2 separate regions of the Homo sapiens genome follow, and region 1 is linked to region 2. The links are chromatin loops, found by intact Hi-C in ENCODE. Cell type or tissue: prostate gland. All regions are shown on one strand. Links, peaks and the distances in the headings refer to the core of each region. The heading gives the core; the rest is flanking DNA. Region 1 holds the start of LOC107987037 (a long non-coding RNA gene). Region 2 holds the start of MIR601 (microRNA 601).

What was found. Hi-C counts contacts between places; a loop is a spot of excess contacts. Peaks named below come from ENCODE experiments on the same cell type or tissue, not always from the same donor. Only the 100,000 strongest peaks of a DNase experiment are listed, where the experiment ranks them.
Region 1: it touches region 2 in a loop (10-fold over the local background); 46 of 110 quality-filtered maps call a loop at or near these places.

The regions. Positions count from the first base shown.
Region 1 is chr9:124,034,345-124,046,272 of GRCh38, forward strand. LOC107987037 (a long non-coding RNA gene) reads left to right here and starts at 1,304. Exons shown (of 3, transcript XR_001746580.2): 1 at 1,304-1,647. RefSeq lists enhancers at 6,563-7,097, 7,098-7,630, 11,191-11,928 and silencers at 6,710-6,919, 6,960-7,019. In prostate gland, for the core only: a CTCF peak has its summit at 6,853 (motif pointing left); a DNase peak (open chromatin) is centred at 6,827; H3K4me3 peaks cover 815 bases.
Region 2 is chr9:123,397,437-123,409,364 of GRCh38, forward strand. DENND1A (DENN domain containing 1A) reads right to left here. Exons shown (of 24, transcript NM_001352964.2): 21 at 5,966-6,054. MIR601 (microRNA 601) reads right to left here and starts at 5,167; the gene lies at 5,089-5,167. RefSeq lists enhancers at 489-989, 5,170-5,791. In prostate gland, for the core only: CTCF peaks have their summits at 2,606 and 4,648 (motif pointing right); no DNase peak of the experiment used is centred there; H3K27ac peaks cover 608 bases.

The DNA.
Region 1 (11,928 bases), core at 2,092-10,091, 640 kb after region 2:
AACTTGATCATCCAGATGGAAAATCATGGCCACCTGGAGGAGGAAATAGCCAGGCAAGAGTGGGCAGAGGAACCATCCAGCCCAGGACTGGGGTCTCTCTCTCCTCCTCCCTCTGCCATCATTGTTGGGATAGGGTGGAGGGAGTGAGTGGGGCAGGAACGGGCTGAGTGTGCTTCAAGCCCAGACTCACTCACTTTCTGAAATGTTTTTTGAAAACCCCAAGCACATTGCGTGCGCGCGCGCGCACACACACACACACACACACAAACAAACAAAAAAACACTATTGTTATTGCTATAATGTCTGGCAAACAGTAGGAGCCCAATAAAATTTTTGTAAACTTTTATATTACATATACAGTGTACACAAGTCTGTAATAAACAGCCTGATTAATGTCTTTCAAATGAACACACCCATTTAACTACCACTCAAATCAAGGTATAGGACACTTTCAGCACCCAGAAGTCTCCCTTAAGGCCCCTTCCTTCAATCCCTCCCAAGATAGCTCCTATTTAAAAAAATCTGTTTTTGATCGATACATTTTTTGCTGAATGAATTCAGGAGGCTTAGCAAGATTAGCCTACTTACAGCTAGTGATGGAAGAGCCAAGCTTTGAGCCAGGTCTATGCCCTCAGATCCAAGGCTCTTACCCTCAAGCAGACACATGTTCATAGTTACCCACGCAAGCAAGAGGGTTAAGAACCTCAACTTTTCTACCTGCCCAATGGGGTCATGGAATCTGTCTCCCATTGATGACTCTGTGAGGGAATGCAATCAGAGGGCCTGGACTGCAGACAGACAGACACCATGACGCCAGTTACCCCCAGCAACTCATACGGGTGCCCACAGACACACATGCACGCATGCACGTTCTTGAGGCATTCATGGATAGATAGACCCACAGGCTAAGGTCCTCACACCCAGACAGCACCACACAACGTCACACACACACACAGATGCTCGCAGACAGACGTAAACAGGCCCAGATGCTCATCAATCCACCTAGACAGACACCCAGACCACCCCACACAGGGAGACCCGCTCATAAACCCGGGTGTGCACACATGCAGATGCTCACAGGCACCCAGACGCCCCCGCGTAGCCCGCTGTGCCCCTTGCTCAGGCACCAACAAAGCTGAGTCTGATTCCTATCTTGTCTGTCAGCACTGGCACCCAGTTGGAGAGGGCCCTGGAATGATGCCCGGGGGTCCCCCACCCCTGCATAAGAGCACGTTGAGGAGCCAGGGCTGCTGTTGGGCCAGGGGTGGGGACACCTTGGATGGGGCGTTGCTCTCCCCAGGCTCAGAGACTAAGACACACACAGACTTGGGAAGATAGGAACAGAGACAGGGACAGAGACAGAGATACAGAGGCAGAGAGAGAGAGAGAGAGAGACATAGGCAGAGAGAGAGGCAGAAAGGCAGTAGACAGGGAGAGAGAGGAAGGGAATAAAACAGCAACACAGAGAGTGATGAGGCAGAGACCCACAGGGATGGAGACAGAGACACGGGAGAGATGGTGAGACACAGAAAGATTGAGATTGAGAAGGAAGACTTGGTAAAGGGAGACCCTGGGACAGACTCAGAGGCTGAGAGAGACCAAGACTGAGAGACAGCAGAAGAAACAGAGATGGCTCCTGTGAGGCTGGTAAGGAGAGACACTGAGGGAGAGGGAGAGGTGAGCTCAAAAGCCAGACAGAGGCGGAGCACGGTGGCTCACGCCTGTAATCCCAGCGCTTTGGGAGGCCGAGGTGGGTGGATCACGAGGTCAAGAGATAGAGACCATCCTGGCCAACATGGTGAAACCCCATCTCTACTAAAAATACAAAAATTAGCTGGGCGTGGTGACATGTGCCTGTAGTCTCAGCTACTCGGGAGGCTGAGGCAGGAGAATCGCTTGAACCCAGGAGGCAGAGGTTGCAGTCAGCCGAGATCGCGCCACTGCACTCCGGCCTGGTGACAGAGCAAGAGTAGGTCTCAAAAAAAATAAATAAATAAAAGCCAGACAGGTAAATCAGCGGCAATTCAGACTGAGTGACAGCAGGTGAGGGGAGGCAGGTGCTGAGGCTGGTAGGCCAGCTCTGTCCACCATGATGGGAGGGAGGGAGACAGTACCATCGCCACAGCCACCTGCAGCTCTGGGGACCTATCCAAACCTCCCCGCATGCTGACTGCAGTGGGGATCGGGGGCCACCCAACCCTCTATGAATATGGAGAGACACCTTGTTCTTGAGACCCACACCCAGGCCTGGCATTAGGTGGTCTTCAGGGGCTGGGGTCTCCACCCTAGCCCTACCCCACCCTGCCAAGTCTCCCTTCCTCCAAGGTGGGCAGGTCTGGAGCACAGGGAAGAGACCTTCGCACTCTTCTCTGCTCTGAAAGTTTTGGCAAGATACTAAGCCACTCTGAATCTCAGTCTCATAATCTGTAAAATGGGACCAATGGTGTTCACTTGCAGGGTGCTGTGGGGATTCAGTGAAAGTCTATGTACCTGCTTTATTCATGGTGTGACTAACTCCCAGGGGGCCACAGTGATGGTGTGAGGAATTGTCTCAAAGTTGAAAGAGGAGATGGGTTGGGTTGGGCTCTTGAATGAACAGAAGGTGATCAGATGGAGAAGGGAGCCAGGGAGGATTCCTGACTGAGGAGCAGCCCAGGTCACAGGCAAGAGGATGTGCCGCAGGCTCATGAGTGGAGGGCAGTTTCCCGGGTGGGGATGTCCTGGAGAGGCTGGTGAAACTCAGCTCACAGGGGGCCTTATCTAAGGCTGGGGAACGTGATGAGGCCAGGGGCCTGGAGGTGCAGCAGGACTCCCCTGCTCTTCCTTGGGTGACAGGACCCCTCTCCTCCTTGTAGTTATGCTGGAGTCCCACGTGGCAGCACTGGCTTCCTGGAGAGCAGTGTTTGTTGCTGTGGGCTGCATGACCTGCTGGCAAGGATGGACAACTCCAGGCTACACCTGCCAGCCGCTGCCCCAGGGAGGGACATTGTGGGCTCTTTGGCTCCTGGGGACTCTGTGTGGTGTGACCTCGGCTCACTGCAACCTCCTCCTCCCAGGTTCAAGTAATTCTCCTGTCTCAGCCTCCCCAGTAGCTGGGATTACAGGCGTGTACCACCACACCTGGCTAATTTCTGTATTTTTAGTAGAGATGCAGTTCCACCATTTTGGCTGGGCTGGTCTCAAACTCCTGACCTCAAGTGATCTGCCTGCCTCGGCCTCCCAAAATGTTGGGATCACAGGCTTGAGCCACTGCACCCAGCCTGCCAGCAGGCCCTTTATACCTTCCTTTTTACTCTTTGTCCCTCCCTCTCTCCTCAACCCAGTGCTGGGCACCCGAGACTGGTGATGTGGAGATGATTTGGCCAACAGCCCTTCCCTCTGGCTCCCAGCCTCTCTGGGAGACAGGTACAATAGCCAGCTACTGTCCAGCAGGAAGGAAGCCTGGGAATTATGGGAGCCCAAGGTGGGAGAGTCTCATTCTGCAAGTGGTGAAAGTCCTGTGTAACACTCTGCAACTGGTGATGCGTTCTTACAGTTATTATCTCATTGAATCCTTGCCTCTAGGAGGCAGGGATGAGCACTTCGTTTCACACAGAAGGAAGCCAAGGAGAAGCCACTTGCCCAGGATCACACAGTTCAGGGGCCACAGAGACATTTCCATGGCAATTCAATTGAATTCAGCCAGCATGAGTCAATTCGTCCCTGGCGCCAGGCATGGTGGCTAGGGGTACCTAGGAAATTGCGATCCTTGCTAGGGGCTGGCAGATGCAGACCAGGTGCGAAGGCAGCTGGGACTAGGCATTCAAGAAGGCAAGGAGTCCAGAAGAGGCTGCCAATACAGACTGGTGGTTGGGGGTACTTTCTGAGTTGGAAGAGCAGGCAATTGACCTAGAAGTGTTTGAGTAGGGGGGAGGGACTTGGGGAGAGGGCAGAAGCACATGCTCAGGGTGTGGTATTTTTCCGCTAGTGAACAGCACCCATGTGGACAGGAGAAAGAGAATCACTGCTAATTCTTTGGAGCTGGAAGCAGCCTAGAAGAGCCTCTGGCCGGAGCTGCTCGTCAGAACCACTCCAGCGGCGTTTCCACATTCCCCTACTGGCTCGCCACCACTTCCTGGGGAGGAGCCCAGGCTGGTGTGTCTTATAAAAAACTTGTTATCATGGAAAATTTCAAACATATACAAAGTAAACAGAAGGGTACAATGAACCTCCATGTACTCCCTGCTCAGCTTCCAGTTATCAACATTCACTCAGTCTTTTTTTTTTTGAGACTTAGTCTAGCTCTGTCACCCAGGCTGGAGTGCAGTGGTGCGATCTTGGCTCACTGCAAGCTCTGCCTCCCGGGTTCAAGCGATTTTCCTGCCTCAGCCTCCCGAGTAGCTGGGGTTACAGGTGCCTGCCACCATGCCTGGCTATTTTTTTTTTGTATTTTTAGTAGAGACAGGGTTTCACTGTGTTGGCCAGGCTGGTCTCAAACTCCTGACCTTGTGATCCGCCCACCTCAGCCTCCCAAAGTCCTGGGATTACAGGCGTAAGCCACCGTGCCTGGCCAACATCCACTCACTCTTGTAACCTCTATACTCCACCCACTCCCTGGTTCCAACTTGATGATGATGATTGATGACAATGACCTGTGCATTTTTTAAAAGTCCCTCAGGGATTCGGACAGGCACATCCTTCATCTTAGGGATGATCAGGGTAAGCTCAAAGAGGGGAAGGGGCTTACATGTGGGCACCTAGCCGGGATGCAGCAGAGAGGGGGTTGTCTGGCTGAGGGACACTTAGTGAGTGCCAGGCCCTCTGCTGGGCAGTGGGGTCATGAGCGAATATGATGGTCCCTGTCTTCATGGAGCTCAGAATCTACCAAGGGAGACAAATGCCAAACAACCTCAAAAGTACTTACTGATGTTTGTGATGAGGCCTATGTGAGACCATGAGAGTGTATACACGGGCAAGGAAAAGGAGAGCTTCTTGGAGAAAATCATCAGTAAGAGACCAGCTAAGTGTATGGAAATTAACTCGCAAGTGGGAGGAGGGGAGAAAGGAGTAATAGAATGTGCAAAGGCCCTGAGGCTCAGAGGTCCACAGCACTAAAAGGTGGCCAGTGTGGCCGGAGCTCTCAGAGCAAGGGCCAAGGTGGTGGGAGGTGGGGCTGAGGACACAGCCAGGGGCTTTCCAGGCAGCATGTCTGGGCCTCAATTCCAAGAGCACCAGGAAGCTAGAAATGAAGGCAGGGGAGGAGGAGGCAGGGGGTGGATGTGAGGGGCCTCTTAAAGCTGCCAGGTAATGGGACATCTGGCTAGGTGGAGGCAGAGGGAATGGACCAGCTATGGGGGGAGGGAGAGCCAGGAGGGATCAGGATCATAACCAGGTGGATGCTGTGGCCCTTCACTGCAATGAGGAAAGTCATCAGGAAGAGGAAGGGGGAAGATGCTCGGGGATTTGTGGTTTAGATTTGCTGAGTTTTTGATGGCTTTGAGACATCCAAGTGCTGGCCTGGTCTTTCCCCTCAAGGGGCTCCCAGTCAGAAGGAGGAGGCATGAAAGGGACCTGGGACACTTACCCAGTGCTTCTCTTCTTTGAATTTCCCAGCTATCCTGAGTAAGAGTGTCCTCAAGCTGGCATTTGAGGCTTGGTCACAAGTTAGTCCCTGCCCACTTCTCTGGTGCAGGACTTGGGACCTACCTACCCATCTTTGGGCTTAAAGCCAGCCAGGTGCACCAAACTCACCAGTGCTTTGCACACTGGGTGGGCTCTCTGCCTGAGGGTCTTCTCAAAAACTCCTGCTCAAATGTCCCCTCCTCTCTGGAACCTTCTCTGCTGTCACTTCCACCCTTCTCACCATGCAGGGCTGGAGGGGGCAGGGGTGGATGTGAGGGGGCTCCTAAAGCCACCAGGTAATGGGACATCTGGCTAGGTGGAGGAAGAGGGAATAAACCAACTGTAGTTGTCTGTTCTCCCCGCATCCCTACCCCAACGCCAACAGGGCCACGTGGGGCTGGCCTGTGACTGCCCGGTTCAGTATGAATCTGTGGGTTCTTGTTTTGAAAGTATGTTATACTCTCTCTTTCCTGCTAGTGTAAGCTCCATGACTCAGCCTCTCCATCTTCATATTACTCCTGGCCCGGATGAGTCCCTCCTAAATAGTTCCTAAGTCCTGGAGAGGGTAAATGTTAGCATAAGCGTTCACTATGGTTGAGAGTCTAGTCCTTAGGGGTTCGGTGCTGGATTCTGTCCTGCCGCTTACTGCTGTGGGATCCTGGGCAAAGTACTGAACCTCTCTGAGCTTCCAGGATTTGTCGTCTGTATAACGGGGGTAGTGATGACACCTACTTCTTAGGGTTTCGTGAACGTTGAATGGTGTAACTCACGCAGCCATAGCGTTTAGCAGAGTGCCTGGCTCATCGCAGTGCTCAGTTCCTGGGAGCTGTTGCTATTTATTCAGCTCCGTCTTTCCATTCAGGCACCTCTAGCGTGCTTGCCCCTTGAAAAGAGGAGAGGGAGGGCTCCCACTCTGGGACGGCCGCAGTGGTTTTCAGAGCTTGGGGTGGGGGTGGGCTTGGGGCGGTTCCGGGCATGGGGGTGGCCGCGGGCCTGGAGCTGTAAGAGGAGGTCCCTGGGGACTGGGGAGAGGGGGGCGGAAGCCGGAGCCGAGGTCGGATCCGGCGAGGTGGGCAGAGCAGACATCCTGCGGGGGCGCCCCCAGCCCGGACCGAGGCACGGTCCCGGGGGAGCCGGCCCGGGCACCGCGGCCATCGGAGCTGGGACGCCGGGTCTGGGGCTGCAGAGCCGCCGCAGGGGCCGGACGAGGGCGCCCCCTGGCGGGGCACCGCGGCATCGCCCCGGGTCTCTCACTTCCTCAGCAGGCTGGGTGGGGTCTTCGCGGAGGAAATTCCCCTCAGGGAGGGGTGTCGGGGACTCCGGAGAGCTGTTTCGGGCTCCGGACGCTTTCCTGGGCTCCAAAACTGGGAGTGACGCTTTTGAGCCCTCACGTGTGCCGCGTACTGCATTAGGCAGATGGCAGCTCACGGCACAGGCATTGGCACGCGGTGGGTCCCCCAGGGTCCTCTTCTCCCTTAGCCTCATTCCTCGGGCTTCTGGGCAGGGGTGTTGGGCTCAAGCCTGAGAGGGTCCTCCGGTATGGAAGGGGTGAGGGTTGTGCAGCTCCAGACCGCCATCCTGGGTGCCCCCAGGGCTCACTCTCCCTGCGGGCCCCCCACTCCCAGGACTGGACCCTGTGTATGGCGTGTGATGAGTGGGGGTGGGGCTGCGGTGGGGCTGGGTGGAGGTCTGTGATGTGTGCTGCTGTCAGGGAATCTGAGTGTGGCTGTGCCGTGGTGTTAGTGTGGGAGCGTCTGTATGTGTTGAGACGTGTGTGTTTTTGTTTATTTTTAGGGGGATGTGTACAAGTATGTCCGACTGTGAGTGCGTCTGTGATCAGCGGTGTGTGTGTGTGTAATCAGATGTGTGTGTACTCAGATGTGTGTGTCTGTGTTCAGAGGTTTGTGTGAGTCCGTGTGATGACTGTTCAGGTGTACACAGCTGTTCAGGGTGGCTTCTGCTCGTGTGATGCAGGTTGGGGTGTGTGTTGGGGCTGAGGGGTGAGCTGAGCCTGCCTGAGGAGGGAGCGAAAGCCCTAATCAATTTCCACCTAACAGAAGGGTGGCGGCCCCCCTGTCCTGTCTGCTTCCCTCAGCCCCATCAGGACCAATATTTTCCTTTCCTGTCTCCCCTGACCCCCACCTGCACCAAAGGCCAGCTCTTTATGCCTCATTTTAGAGACAAGAAAGCCAGGCTGAAGTGCTGGGGCACTGGCCCAGGAACACTCGGCCAGAAAGCAGTGGAGCCAGGGTCTTGGCTGGAATCCCAACTCCAGCCTAATTCTTGCTTCTCCCAGGAGGGCCCTGTGCACCCTTCGCCCAGCCCGAGGCTGGGGTGAGGACGACTTTCTGGGCTGGGCTGTGTGGGGAGCAGGACACAAAAGGCCCAGTGTCTGCCCCTGCCTCCCCCTCCTGGCCCTGCCCTGCTCCAGGAGCCGGGTGGGTGTCCAATGCCAGACTGGGCAAAGAGGGGCATGTGATACTCATGCTCACGAGGGCACCCAGCCCCAGCACTGGACCCACCTGCCCCCCGCGCCGTTCCATGGGCTGGCTCGGGTTGGGTGTGATGAGGAAACAAAGCTCTGGCTGCATTTTAGGATCCTGGCGCCAGCTCTCAAAGCGCTCCAGCTTGCCCTGCTCTGGGAAGGGATTGATGAGTAATTAAGATCATGATGATATCAACACAACATATTAAAAGAAACAGAATGATTGCTACTGTTTGCTGAGGCCTGACTATGTGCTGTTGCTAAGTTCTGGGGGGGCAGTGATGCAGGCTGGTGAGGACCTTGGACCTCACCAGAGCCAGGATTATTTCCCAGCAATGTTGTCCAGCTGTGTTACCTCGGGCAAGTTGCTTAAAGTCTCTGCTTCAATTTCCCCACTGTAAAATGACAGGAGGTGAACATATATATATATATATATACACACACACACACACACACACATATACTTTAAAACCCATCCTGCCATTGAATACGTGCAGCAAGTATTTGCCCTTATTTTTGCGATCTTTTTGGCTCCCTGTGGTGACCTAGGAGGTAGGTATTGTTATTCCCACTCTACAGACAAGAAAACTGAGGCTGAGCCATTTGCTATAGGTCACAAAACAAGGGGTGTCTGGGCTGGATTCTGATGCCAGGTCCTGTATCCCAGGCTGTATTCTCCCACTGACATTGATAGGTTAGGTCATTGCTGATAGTGTTAACCCTCTAAGAGTCCAGAAAGTGCTTCCATGTGCATTGACTTTGACTCTTTGACTCTCATCAGTCTTTTTTTTTTTTTTTTTTTTGAGGTGGAGTTTCTCTCTTGTTGCCCAGGCTGGAGTGCAGTGGCTCAATCTCGGCTCACCCCAACCTCTGCCTCCCAGGTTCAAGTGATTCTCCTGCCTCAGCCTCCCGAGTAGCTGGGATTACAGGCATGTGCCCCCACGCCCGGCTAATTTTTGTATTTTTAGCAAAGACGGGTTTCTCCGTGTTGGTCAGGCTGGTCTCGAGCTCCCAACCTCAGGTGATCTGCCCACCTCAGCCTCCCAAAGTGCTGGGATTACAGGCGTGAGCCACTGCGCCCGGCAACTCTCATCAGAGTCTTAAGATGAGTATTTAATATTAGCATCTCCCTTGGATGAATGGGGAAAATTGAGGCCCAGAAAGAGACAGTGCTTTTTCCAAGGTTACACAGCAAGTAAATGGCAGAGTCAGCATTCTAGGTCTCTCTATTAATAAACAGCATGATTGTAGGCAATTATGGTTTGGGGGTATGCCTCCTGTGCTACTGTGTGTCGGGCTGCTTGCTAACGCTGTGCCCACATGATCCTTTGCTTGCTAACGCTGTGCCCACATGATCCTTTGTGATTCTTTTTTTTTTTTTTTTTTTTTTTTGGAGATAGAGTCTCACTCTGTTGCCCAGGCTGGATTGCAGTGGTGTGATCTTGGCTCACTGCAACCTCCATCTCCCTACTTCAGGCGATTCTCCTGCCTCAGACTCCCGAGTAGCTGGGACTACAGGCGCCCCCCACCATGATGCCCGGCTAATTTTTTTTTTTTTGTATTTTCACTAGAGACGGGGTTTCACCGTGTTAGCCAGGATGGTCTCTATCTCCTGACCTCATGATCCGCCCGCCTCGGCCTCCCAAAGTGCTGGAATTACAGGCGTGAGCCACCGTGCCCGGCCGATCCTTTGTGATTCTTATAACATCCTCTAGTCATTCCAAATTCTACTGGGTTTCTTCACTGGTCCTGGCTCTGTGTATACATGTATCTCCACCCCTCTGAACTTGGACCCCCAGAGGACCGGACCAAAATGTGATTTATCATGGAGTGCCCAGGGCCAGCACTGGGCCTGGCACAAAGTAGGTGCCCAGGCTGGCAGGGAATACATGGTTCCACAGGCAAGAGAGGTTATCAAGAGAAGTGGGTTGATGGGAGGCTGGGTGTGGTGGCTCACACCTGCAATCCCAGAGTTTTAGGAGGTCAAGGCAGGAGGATCTTCGAGGCTACAGGGAGCTGTGATTACACCACCGCACTCTAGCCTGGTGGCAGATTGAGGCCCTGTCTCTAAAAAGGAAAAAGAAGAAAAGAGGGGGTTGATGGGAACTGGTGAGGGAATATAACTGGACCACTGGACCAGTGGACTCAGGATGGGAGGTCATGAGGCCACCCTGAAAGACACATGTCTGTGCTGAGACAGAAAGGGCAGGTGGCTGTGACATATTTACATTCCACGGTGACGTGGTCCTGTGGGATATTTTGTGCCAGACACGAGTTATGATTTTAAGGGTGTAGTATTTATCTCTTTTAATCCTCGAAATGTCTCACTTAATTCTCAAAACTTGAGGTTGGTACTTAATTCTCAAAACTTGAGGTTGGTACAAGTATTAGTCTCCTTTTACAGATAAAGAGATTTAGGTATAAGGTGGAGGTTATGCAACTGGCAGAGTTGGGATTTGAACCCCGGCCCTCCGCCTCCCTCCAGGCAAAGATGGATGTGGGTGGGGGTGAGACACACCCTCACTTGTCCACTTTCATTCGTCCCACAGTTCTGTGAAGGTCTGCCTTAGCTCTCCTTTTCTTTTTTCTTTTTTTCTTTTTTTTGAAACAGTCTCACTTTGTCTCCCAGGCTGGAGGGCAGAGGCGCGATCTCGGCTCACTACAGCCTCCGCCTCCCGGATTCAAGCGATCCTCCCACCTCAGCCTCCTGAGTAGCTAGCTTTCCTCAATTTTAAATGAGGAAAGCAGGCTCCGTATATAGAGGAGTTCTCCCCTAATTTTCTCTCAGCACAGGCCCAGTCCGCCGTTCCTTCCTGGTTCCCATCCCTCCCTCACCGCCGCCCGTGAGCAGGGCCGGGCACGCAGCAGGCATTCATGGAGTGCTGCTGATGGATGCCTGGACCGGGTCCCCTGGGCTCTGAGCCCGGGGCGGGGGTGGGGCCAGAGCCGGGCCCCGGAGGGGTTGGGAGGGCGCGGAGGGGAGGGGCGCAGGGGGTGCGGGTTGGGGGTGCGCAGGCGGTGCGGCTGGGGCTGGCAGGAGAAGGGTTAAGAACAAGCACTCATTAACTGCCTCCCGCTTGCTGGGCCCACGTGCAGGGTGGCCTGGGCTTAGGGTGCGGGGAGCCTTTGGGTGGCCCCCTGAGAGCTGGTCTTCCAACACATGGGACCCCCGGAGTTCAGCCCGAGCCCCCGGGGAGCTGTCGGGACGGGTCCTCTCTGGGGTGAGCCAGCGTCTGGGGCCCGCGGCTCCCCGCGAGCAGGCCGGGAAACGCCTGTTGCTGCTTTTGTTTTTCCATCAACAACCGGGCTTACGTAAACTCCTCGCCGGCTCTGGGCTGCCAGCGCGGGGGAGGCGGCCTTATCTGATAGGGGCTGTGCCAGGGCCGGGGTTCCCTGCGTGTCCCGGCACAGGCCCCGCGGAGAGAGCCCGCGCGGTGGGCGGGGGGCGGGGAATGGCACCCCCGGGGGGGCGTCTGTCCTCCCAGTCCCAGAGGGGACAGCTGGGTCCTCTCCCTGCAAGACATAACCAGGGGCAGTGGTCCTCAACCTCCGACCTGCAGGGGTCCGGCAGGAAAAGGACCCTCTTCACCCGCGCGCACAGAGAGGGGTAAGGGGCCTGTAGTGACGCTGGGGTGGCCTCGTCACCAGGGTCACCTGGCTTCCAACCCCAGCTTTATGCTAGGCTGGTGGTGCTCGGAGTACAATGTGCTTGGAAAAATGGGTCCAGGAATCAGGGGAGGAGGGAGGAGGGGGAGACGGCGGAAACTTTTTGTTTTGAATTTTTTTCAAAATTCCAGAAATGCGCGATAGTACAATGAACTCGTACGTGCCCTTCCTAGATT
Region 2 (11,928 bases), core at 1,302-9,301:
AGCCACCGTGCCCAGCCTAGAATAAGGATATTTACCCTGGCATTTTTTATATTAATGAAAACCTGGAAAGGATCTAAAGATCCAGTATGAGGGCAATAGTTAGGCAGACCATGAGCATACACACAATGAGATCCTCTGCAGTCACAGACAATAGGGGTTACAGAGACACACGGAACAAGTCCACATGCTGGCATATTGCAAGGAAGTTGCAGCTCTATAAAAGACATGCAGGATAAAGACTGGGCATGGATCTCCAGGAATGCTAATATGTAGTGGAATGAAAGTAATGGGATTCAGAATGAATTTGTCTCTTTTCCCTAACATTCCAGATTGTCTATCAGGCTACCGGGTAATTTTTACAAACCAAAAATTACCTGAAAAGAGCAGATTTTGCACGGATCTGGCCAGAGAAGTGAGCTGGGCAGCAGCCCTGGGCCCTGGTGGCTGAGTTTGGACCCTTCTTACTTAGTACAGTGGAACTTCAAATAACCAGGATGCAGCCAGTCAAGACCCTCGTGTGACTGGAGAGTGTTCAGTGTCTCACCCATTAGGAGACAAGGTGTGCAGTCGAAAGCACTTGGCTCTGCATGCAGGTTGTCAGGAGGGGCACCTCAGATCCACAACCAGCTGCAAGCCCCTTAACCCTTAAGACTCAGAAGACAGCCCTACATCTGGGCTGTGAAGATTAAACAGGTGGCAGATGCCTGTAATTATCTCCCTCCATACTCTCAGCAACTCTGTGAGGGCCAGTGCCCCAGCCCCTACTGCCACTTCCCAGCAGGGAACAAATGACTAGCTGCCTGGCAGAGAGATGCACCCCGGGATCAGTGTGTCACTCCCTGCCTTGGCCTTAGTCTGCACACAGTGTGCCATCATGAGGGGCCCGGCGGCTCAGACCACAGTGCTGCCTTTCAGAGCCTGCCATTGGCTTTTTTTTTTCTTTTTCTTTTTTATTTGAGACGGCGTCTCACTCTGTCACCCAGGCTAGAGTGCAGTGGTGCGATCTCGGCTCACTGCCAGCTCCACCTCCCGGGTTCACGCCATTCTCCTGCCTCAGCCTCCTGAGTAGCTGGGACTACAGGGATCCACCACCATGCCCGGCTAATTTTTTGTATTTTTTTTAGTAGAGACGGGGTTTCACTGTGTTAGCCAGGATGGTCTTGATCTCCTGACCTCGTGATCCGCCCGCCTCGGCCTCCCAAAGTGCTGGGATAACAGGCGTGAGCCACCGCGCCCGGCCACCATTGGCTCTTTCTAAGCACCCAGTTGGATGGGCAATTTACCTATACCTGGCAGACCAAAAGGAAGATAACTTGGGGCCTCGCAGCTGTGCGCACCCCATGGAAACCACCACACAGCATTTTTTTTTTTTTTTGGAGACAGAGTCTCGTTCTGTTACTCAGGCTGGAGTGCAATGGTGTGATCTCGGCTCACTGCAAGCTCCACCTCCTAGGTTCAAGCGATTCTCCTGCCTCAGCCTCCCTAGTAACTGGGATTACAAGCATGTATCACCACACCCAGCTAATTTTTTGTGTTTTTAGTAGAGACGGGGTTTCGCCATGTTAGCCAGGCTGGTCTTGAACTCCTGACCTCAAGTGACCCGCCCGCCTCGGCCTCCCAAGGTGCTGGGATTACAGGTGTGAGCCACCGCGCCCGGCCGTGGCCTGCTTTTAATAGGAGGGGAGCTGTGAACCTCACTGTGCTCACTGCCGTAGCCGTCGTCCCCACCAGTCAGAGAAGCACGTGAGGATAATTAGGTCTTAACAAAAAGCCTGGAGAGTAGAGAAGAATGGACCAGGCTTCTGTCATCAGACAGCCGATCCTACCATTTTCTGGCCCTGAGAAACCTTGGGCAAGTTATGAAAGTCTCTCTGAGCCTCAGTTTTTCTGTCTGTTCAATGGGAAAGCTACCACCTACCTTTGACAATCTTTTTTATTTTATTTTTTGAGATAGGGTCTCGCTCTGAGGCCCAGGGTGGTGTGCAGTGTCATGATCTCAGCTCACTGCAACCTTCAACTCCCCAGGGCTCATGCAATTCTCATGCCTCAGCCTCCCGACTAGCTGGGACTACAGGTACACGCCACCATGCCCGGCTAATACCTCTGACAACCTTAAGGGATGTTGGTGAATGTCATTCCTCTTTCCTTCCCCAAGAAGAAACACTCAGGCACCAGTGCACATGGTTTCTTTGGCGGTGAGAAGACTGAACAGATCCGGTTCCCAACTCCAGCCTTCAGGGAGCCAGAGAGGAAGGGTGGCCTGCTGGGCAGGCCATCATCTCATTTTAGGATGTGGAGCTGTCTCTCTGGGCAAAGCCAGACTAAAGATGAACCCTGAAGGGCCCCGTTCCAAGGACAGCATCAGAATGTCATGGAGAGAATGAAATCAAGAATTCTGAATGCTGGCCTGGCCACTTTTCAACTGGGTGACCTTGGGAAGACTGGTCAAATCCACATTCTGGGCCTGAGCTCCCACTCGGGAAGAAACGATGCTAGCCCAAGAGGGCCTAGAAATCAATGGGTGCTCCACCGCGCCCCCTGCTGACTGGTGTCTGACCCACAGCCTCTCATGCAGGATCCCTCCTACCCCGATCCCTGCCCCACGGAAGCCCCTGGGCGTCACATCAGCTGTGCTCTGAATAGTAATGGAAGTAGCCAGTACTTCTTGAAGAGATTTAGTAACTGAATATTAACCAAGTAATGTTACCTGAAAAGTAAAGGGAATGTTTCCCCCACAAATCTTCAAAAAAGTCTTCTTCCAATTGCCAACGGCCAGTTTTAAGGGACTAGGAAACCTATCATTGATTCAGAAAGAAAATTTGACACAGGAAAATTTCATTTTGGGAAAATGCAAGTCAACCAAGAGTCAGCATGGGGACTCCCTTTTAAGGCCTCCTTTAAAAAAATCGTCCGTGCTTGCGCCTAGTAGGTTTTCAAAGATACTTGCTGAATGAATGAATGCACGAATGGACAGATGGAATGATGGAGGGATGGACATCAGCTGGGAAGGAAGAAATGAACTTCAGGGGTGGACTGGCCAGAGAGTGGCTGGCTAGTGTTTCTGGGCCCTGATGAGTCCCAGGATGCTCAGCTACTCCAGGAGACAGTCTTACTCTTAATCAGCCCCATCTTGCTGTCCACAAAGCTGGTTATTTTATTTTTGAGACAGAGTCTCACTCTGTTGCACAGGCTGGAGTGTGGTGGTGTGATCTCAGCTCACGGCAGCCTCCGCCTCCTGGGTTCAAGTGATTCTCATGCCTCAGCCTCCCGAGTAGCTGGAATTACAGGGGTGCGCCACCACACTCGGCTAATTTTTGTATTTTTAGTAGAGACGGGGTTTCGCCATGTTGCCCAGGCTGGTCTCGAACCCCTGACCTCAGGTGATCCGCTCGCCTTGGCCTCCCAAAGTGCTGGGATTATTTAATGTGCAATTGGAAGTGAGAGTTGGGGCAAGAAGTCAGGAGGAATGAATCTCTCCTCTCCACTTCAAAGATCCTGCATCCCCTTCTGCTGCCCCAGTCTTCTAAGTTTCCCAAGCACTTTGATATTCCCAGTGGAGATGAAGATCTGTGATTCAAGAAAACCCAGGCCAGATTAAAGGGCCAGGCACCAAGTCCGTGTGCCCAACACGGAACCACCACCTGACAAAGGCCCATTAGGATCGGGCCCCTGCTGCCAGCCTGGCTTCTCACATCTCCCAATACAATGCCGACAGATTGGTGGAGCCGGTTTCTTCCCCCTCCCCCGAACAATATTTTATGAGGAGTCTGTTTTATTAAAATATTTTCCGCTGGATGCTTCCTGTGTTTCAAGAAGTTGGTCCTGCCAGCTGGAGCTGATGACAGTTGAGAAAAACACATCCAAGTGCTGTTGTGACATGGCATTTGGAAGGGGCGGAGCACAGTGGGGGGGTGGGGAAGCAGCATGGGAAGAGGCGTAGAAAAACACCCGGGTTGCACTAGAAATACCACTGGTATTATGGGAGAACAACTTCCCCTTCCTCGTTAAACAAACGTGAACAGAAACCCTTGGAATGATGTCCTGAAACGTACCCCTCTGTCTCCTTGTGGGCCCGAGCCACTGTGACGTACGCTCACAGAAAACCTGTCATTTGTTTTCTATCACTGGTAGTTTGCCAACCACCAAACTGGCTCCCATGCTCCCACTGGTTTATTTCAACCCCAAATATTTTCCAACAGAAGTAGAAAACAGGGCATATTAAACAAACAACAAACCAACCAACCAACAAAACTAAAAGTGATACTGACACAGTTCAGGTGATAAGCAGGAAAATGGGATTATCAGACACCGGCTCTTTGGCACACACTGCGAAGTCAGCCCCTCTGCCCAGTCTGGAAAAGCAACGGCGTAAGTCAATGTGATGAAGAGGTCCAGCCTCTCGTCGGGAACTTGGCCGCAAAATGGGTAATGCTTTTCTGTAGGATGTGGAGTGTAGCTGGTGTTGCAATGGTGTTTCTGTGTAATGCAAGAATATTCTGGGTTTACATCTCAATATCAACAGGCCTGTGACCCTGTATCCTGGTACAGTGTCTAAAAGGTTTAGTCCAGTTTTAAAGAGGGGACTTCAAAGAAATGTGACAAATTTCATCCCCTTAAGGAGGAATCTTTAGTCCGAGGCACTCAGGTGCCATGCAGCGTTCTCTCCATAAGGGGGCAATCATAATCCATCCCTCATGTTCCCACCAGGCTATTGTGCAGAGCAAAAGTTAAACTTAACCCAGCTTCAGGAGTCCTCTCTTCCAAATGTCTAATAACTGAGCATCCTTGTGTGCAAGCGCACACGTGCACACACACACACACACACACGCACGCACACATATAATTCTGGAACTTTCTGGGCAAAGTCTGAGGGCTGTCTGGGTGGGCTGGTTCCTTAAAGACCGTACCCTCGCTATCAACCAGAAAATCCTGGAGAGCTGAAGTGAACTGCAACTTGGGTTAGGCCCCAGCTTGACAGCTCGAAATCATTTTTTTTCCTTCTTGCTCCAACTCTGACTGGGACCTGCCATGTCCCTTACCTTCTTTCCCATTTTCTGAGAGCCAGACAGACATGGGGGCCTCCCCCTTTCCACCCAAAGGACTTCAGGATCCCTGGGGTAGTTTTTCTGACTCCTCCAACAATCCTAGACCAAGACGAACTCATGCACTTTTTCAAGGCATCACAGGAAGTCAGCGTGTAGCCGCTGAGTTGTCTGGATAGAGACTGAGGGCTGTGCTCCTTTTGCGGACAAAGGGAAGCAGTGCTACCTTCTGCAGATGGCTCTGGTCTGGACTCGGGGCTATCTGCAGCCTTCTGCCTCACCCCACCACAGGCAGGTCCACTTCAGTCCACTGCTTGTCTTTCTGCCCCCCTCATTCACTTCATCTACCCCACGCCTCCTGAGCAGGTGACTCTAGGCCAGTCCTACGGGAGGTGCTGGGCATAACACCCAGGGAGCTCCGCGTCTCAGGGAGATGGGTAAGAAAAACCACAGTAACATAAATCCTCCGGCACAGGTGGGCAAAGGGTCCTGGTGGGTCTGGGGCAGTGGATGAGGGCAGTCCTGTATATAGGTTCTCGGCCATGGAGGCCTAGGAAGGTGGGTGGATCCAGTTCAACACTTGGCCTCCTTCACCAGGTTCTAACCCTCACCTACTGACTCGGCATCTTCAGCACAAGAGGCCTAGGACCTTCTTCTGAACCCAGCAAAGTATGCTTTGGACCCCACCCCTCGAAATCCAGCCCAAGTGCCCGGCTCCCTGGCCTCTGGGGCCTCCCACTGGTGTGACAACCAGACCGAGTAAAAGATCAAGTCCTGTTCCCTGAATGACCCCTTTGTGAAACACCCGCTGGGAGCCCCGGGGAAGCCTCACAAAGGCCGGGGCTACACGCTTGGGCTTCGCAAAGTGCTGGCTCCGCAGACACAGGGTTCTTACAGACAGAGGGGAGAGGCACAATACTCACTGCTCAGGGCTCGGCACAGACGTCCTCCGGCCTTCCACTGCGATGTTGCTCTTTGGTCTCTTAACAACATGTGGACGAGGTGGGCGCACCTAGAGGAGGTACAGGGGGAGAGCCCCAAGAAGGAGTGAGTTGGAAAAGCCATACAGGTACATTCTGAACATTTGGATAAACGGCCCCCCCAAAAAACGTTTAGGGATTTTCAAAGCTACAGGCTACAAAAGCCCAGCCTATCACAGAAACATCACCATCTAATAGGCAGCAGACAGACACATTAACTGGAATTCTGTGGCCTATTCAAATCAGAAGGGTGCTCCTGGAAAGCTCGGTTTCTTCATCTGCAAGATGAGGATAGTTCCATTGGCCTCCTTGCAGGGCTGTGGTGAGGGTCCAATGAGATGATGTCTACATAGGACCCGGAACAAAGAGGCCCTTATCAATGACAATTCCCTCTCATCTTCCTCTGATGCCCAGAAGCTGGTTTTGTAGAAAGAAAAGGTTGCGCTTACACTTGTTTTTAGGGTGAACATGCTTAGTTTGCTCTTTTTACAACAGAATCACAGGGTGCTTATTTTCCTCTCTAAATAAGAGAGGCATGAGAGAGTGCCACTACAAATCGTCTTTCTGCTTCCCAGAGCATCCCTGTGCTAGTCCTCCCAGCAGGGTTCAGCCTGGATGCTGCCCATCTTGTGTAGCTACATGCACTGAGCAGACCTAGTGGGAGGGTCTGCAGTGGGCACATCAGGAAGGACCCAACTTCCTAACCCCACAGCTGCTGCAGCAGCGGGATGGGTTTTTCTGACCCGCTGTCTCTGAAAGCGAACATGAGGGCCCACAGAGAAAGACACCCTCATCCCCTGCCAGAGTTCGTGATGGATGTTAGGCTGAGAATTTCTAGGTGCCCTTAGAAGGATACTCATTTGGTCCAGTCGACATTACATGGCTTTAAATTTGGCATGGCCATCTCTGTACACTCCCAGTGCCCGAGAGGGATGGGTTGAGAGCTAAGCTGAGAAAGTCTATCTCTGAATTTCATTGCTGATAAAAACAACCGAGCCTGCCGGGGCAGGGGGCTTGCTTTCTCCACGGATGGGATGCCACAACTGCTGAGTTTCCAGGACAAGACAGGGAAGGGAAGCAGGCACACACTCCACCTCCTGCCCACCCTTTGAGTTTCCAGGACAAGACAGGGAAGGGAAGCAGGCACACACTCCACCTCCTGCCCACCCTTTGAGTTTCCAGGACAAGACAGGGAAGGGAAGCAGGCACACACTCCACTTCCTGCCCACCCTTTGAGTTTCCAGGACAAGACAGGGAAGGGAAGCAGGCACACACTCCACTTCCTGCCCACCCTTTGAGTTTCCAGGACAAGACAGGGAAGGGAAGCAGGCACACACTCCACTTCCTGCCCACCCTTTGAGTTTCCAGGACAAGACAGGGAAGGGAAGCAGGCACACACTCCACTTCCTGCCCACCCTTTGAGTTTCCAGGACAAGACAGGGAAGGGAAGCAGGCACACACTCCACTTCCTGCCTACCCTTTGAGTTTCCAGGACAAGACAGGGAAGGGAAGCAGGCACACACTCCACTTCCTGCCCACCCTTTGAGTTTCCAGGACAAGACAGGGAAGGGAAGCAGGCACACACTCCACTTCCTGCCCACCCTTTGAGTTTCCAGGACAAGACAGGGAAGGGAAGCAGGCACACACTCCACTTCCTGCCCACCCTTTGAGTTTCCAGGACAAGACAGGGAAGGGAAGCAGGCACACACTCCACCTCCTGCCCACCCTTTGAGTTTCCAGGACAAGACAGGGAAGGGAAGCAGGCACACACTCCACCTCCTGCCCACCCTTTGAGTTTCCAGGACAAGACAGGGAAGGGAAGCAGGCACACACTCCACTTCCTGCCCACCCTTTGAGTTTCCAGGACAAGACAGGGAAGGGAAGCAGGCACACACTCCACTTCCTGCCCACCCTTTGAGTTTCCAGGACAAGACAGGGAAGGGAAGCAGGCACACACTCCACTTCCTGCCCACCCTTTGAGTTTCCAGGACAAGACAGGGAAGGGAAGCAGGCACACACTCCACTTCCTGCCCACCCTTTGAGTTTCCAGGACAAGACAGGGAAGGGAAGCAGGCACACACTGCACTTCCTGCCCACCCTTTGAGTTTCCAGGACAAGACAGGGAAGGGAAGCAGGCACACACTCCACCTCCTGCCCACCCTTTGAGTTTCCAGGACAAGACAGGGAAGGGAGCAGGCACACACTCCACCTCCTGCCCACCCTTTGAGTTTCCAGGACAAGACAGGGAAGGGAAGCAGGCACACACTCCACTTCCTGCCCACCCTTTGAGTTTCCAGGACAAGACAGGGAAGGGAAGCAGGCACACACTCCACTTCCTGCCCACCCTTTGAGTTTCCAGGACAAGACAGGGAAGGGAAGCAGGCACACACTCCACTTCCTGCCCACCCTTTGAGTTTCCAGGACAAGACAGGGAAGGGAAGCAGGCACACACTCCACCTCCTGCCCACCCTTTGAGTTTCCAGGACAAGACAGGGAAGGGAAGCAGGCACACACTCCACTTCCTGCCCACCCTTTGAGTTTCCAGGACAAGACAGGGAAGGGAAGCAGGCACACACTCCACTTCCTGCCCACCCTTTTTCCTGAACATCGTACCCCCCACCCCCCAGAAGCTTGTGGGTGACACGGCACGGTGGCTTAGGGACACAGATGATAGAAGCTGGCTGCATAAAAGACAAGTCTTTACAGAGTCTTGTCAAGCCCTCAGGTCTGCGCACGTCTGATCTAACCAAAGTTTTTCCTGTGGAGTGGCCAGTCTGATCTCAGACAGGTTTGGCATATCAGGGATGTGGTAAACACCAAAGGCATTCCACCAAACTGGCTGTCTTCATCTGTGGGGTGATTGTGAAGCCCGGATACAGGGAAAGTCCCCCCAAGGGGTCTGGTACACAATGGGGGCTCAATAAATGCTCATCCTGCTCCTCTGTGACCTGGATGTCCCTTCTTGTCAACAACAAAAGGAAGACGATGAGTGGGTGTCTCTGAATTAGAAGATGAGTTTTAGGATTCTCTTACCCCTGCCTCGCATTCTGTGGACTGCCTGGTATGTCATGGTTGCTCAGCAAGATTTTTAGAAACGAATGAATGTTGCTGCTCGGAATCTGAGAAGTGCATAATGACGCTGCGAGTATCATCGTGATTAGAGCTGGGCCTGCCACACAGCTCACATTCAGTCAACACGTGCTGAATAAACAAGTGGGTATCCCTGCACCCCTTCTGACTCTGCACTGGTTTCCCCAGCTCTGGCAGCTGGTCAACAGGGTCACCTGGCTGGAATGATCCCCACCCCCAACTTCTGCCCACAAAAGCAGGAGTGTGGGTAGGGTGAAGGAGCAGTTCTGCCCCTGCCCCGCGGGGCCCCGGGGCAGAGCTTTCAGGAAAGGTCAGACTTTAAGGCCTGTCAGCTCATCCTTGCACAGGGCTGCTCCTTGCTACAATAAAGGCGGGTTAAGAATGTGAACTTGTGGCTGAAATGGGGGGATTAAGTTTGTGGCAACTTCAACTGAACTTGCAACGTGGTGAAACATGGGGAAAAAGAACAACAGAGCTAATTAGACGAGCTGAGCTGTCAGAGTGCCGCTGAATGGCTCAGCGCCAACAAACAAAAGGAATGGGTTGGCAATCAGCGGGATCGGTGGAGGAGACTGCTTCATTAGGGATGATAAAACAGACAGAGCAGGGGGGGAGGGGCGGGGGGGTGGGGAGCACGGAGCTGGAGCCTCGGAGGCTGGGGAGGGAGAGAAAGACACGCCAGACCCAGAGGCGGTTGGTCACCAGCATGGCTGCCGACCCACCCAGAGTCACACACACCTGACTAGTGTGGACAAAGCCAGACACAAAATTACACTCACAGACCTGACCATCCCGAGATACATCGAGGCCTCCAGACTTCCGTGTACACACTATCTCACAAATACACACTCACAGAGGCACGCGCAAGAGGTGAAGGCACACGTATGACTCACACACTCACACACACACCCCCTCACACACACACGGTGGCAGACCACAACCAGGCACAGACACACACAGACAAAACGGTTTAATGAAGCCCGAATCACAGACGATGCAGACAAGTCTTGTCATATTTCAGCGATCACACCCATGTTTCGGGGGTGCTTAGGAAGGGTGGGTACTGGTGATGAAGGAAGAAACCCACAGGCACACACAACAGTGACTGGCCCCACCGGTGTGAGGATCCCAGCCGCGTCCGGGGAGAAAATGCTAAACAGAGATTTCCAGCTCTGTTCAAGGGGGACTGGAGGGGAAACTTGGGAAGCCAGCCAATTCCCCACTGGATTTAAAACCTGAGAAATCTAAGTCGGCAGGGTTAAATGTGTATTGAATACAAAAGCACTGAGTACATTTGATTTTAATGGTGAGCAAGAAATAATAAATACAGAGCTTATAAAGTGCTTCACACGCAGGCCGACGGCAGCCTGCCTTTCCCTGGCAGGCCCCAACCCATGCCCCTTCGTCCAGGAGACACTGGCATGGTTTTCTTCTGCTCTTTCTTTTTTCTTCTTTTTAAAAAGAAAACCCAAATCTTCGGGTAACATCTGAACTCCAGCCACAGGTGCCAGGCTACAAAGCTCCTTCCAGAAAGGCTGAATGGCTAGACCCTCCCCAGCCCCTGCTACCCTGGGCCAACGGCTGCACTTCTGTCTGGAAAGTTTGTGGCTACGTGACCCAGCAAAGCCACACTGGAGGCTGATGGCTCCTGACATGGGAGCTTGGTAGGCTGTTCTCTTCGAGGCCCTTGTGGGTTCCATATGCCGAGTCTCCCCGGTTCCCACCTAGTCTGTAGCAGTGTCCACTGGAAATGCTTGCATAAATGCATTTAGAATAAATGGTCCTTAGGGGCCCAGAAAGCACAAATCTTCTATGACTCCCAAATTGGCCTCTTAGTGGTGATGCTTGGCAGTGTAAGTTCGGGGGACATGCCAGGGACTGTGCTAGGTGCTATACATACACAACCTCATTACCTTTACCAGGTGGTATTGTTAAACCCATTTTACAGATGATGAAACTAATGCTCAGAGGTGAGGATCCTGCCTAAGGTCGCACAGCCAGGAAGTGGCCAAGCTGTAATTCAAACCAGGGCAGGCCTCTCTGACTTCCAAGCCTAGGAGAGCTGGTTCTCCTAGGCATCCTGCCTCTTCAGCATGCCATCAACCCAGGAGGTCCAGCCAAAGCTAGCGCCAGGCTAGTCACCTCCTGCATTAGCTCAGCGCCTGAGGCAGCTGCTACTCCGTGTCTCTCACAGCGTCTGTCTCCCGAGTCCTCAGTTGCCAATGGATGTGGCAGCCCACCCCGCAATCTGCACAGATCCCCACACCAGTGAGACAACACAGAGTCCACTGTAGCTGTCTCCAATACTTGAATTTTTCCAAGGGGAATGATCCTTCCCTGAATCATGGCTTCCAAGATTCCCTGCCCGCCTTGGATCCCAAGCCTCGAAGGGGAATTCTGAGAGCTACCTGCTGCTGACTTTGGCTTAAGGGGAGGCTGTTTGGTAGAAAACAAAGAGAGACAGTGGAGAGAGGCAAGCTGGGCTCAAAGGCAGGACTTATCATCAGGCCTGTCATCATCCCTGTGGTGTTGGCTACAAATTAGGGAGATGGCATCTGCCTGCTCTGGGCTGGACAAATGAGACAATAATTACACAAGTGCCTAGCACAGTCCTAGGCACCATAAAAGGTGCTCAATGAATATTAATTCTCTTCTCCTCTGTGTCTCTGCCAGACCTAACATGGCACTGGAGATTCCACAGACAGTTCAGCTGCTACTGATTCATTTTTTTCTTGACTGAATTTTTTTTCTTCCCGCAGCATTTTATATAGGTTGAGCATCCCTAATCTGAAAATCCGAGATCTGAAACACCCCAA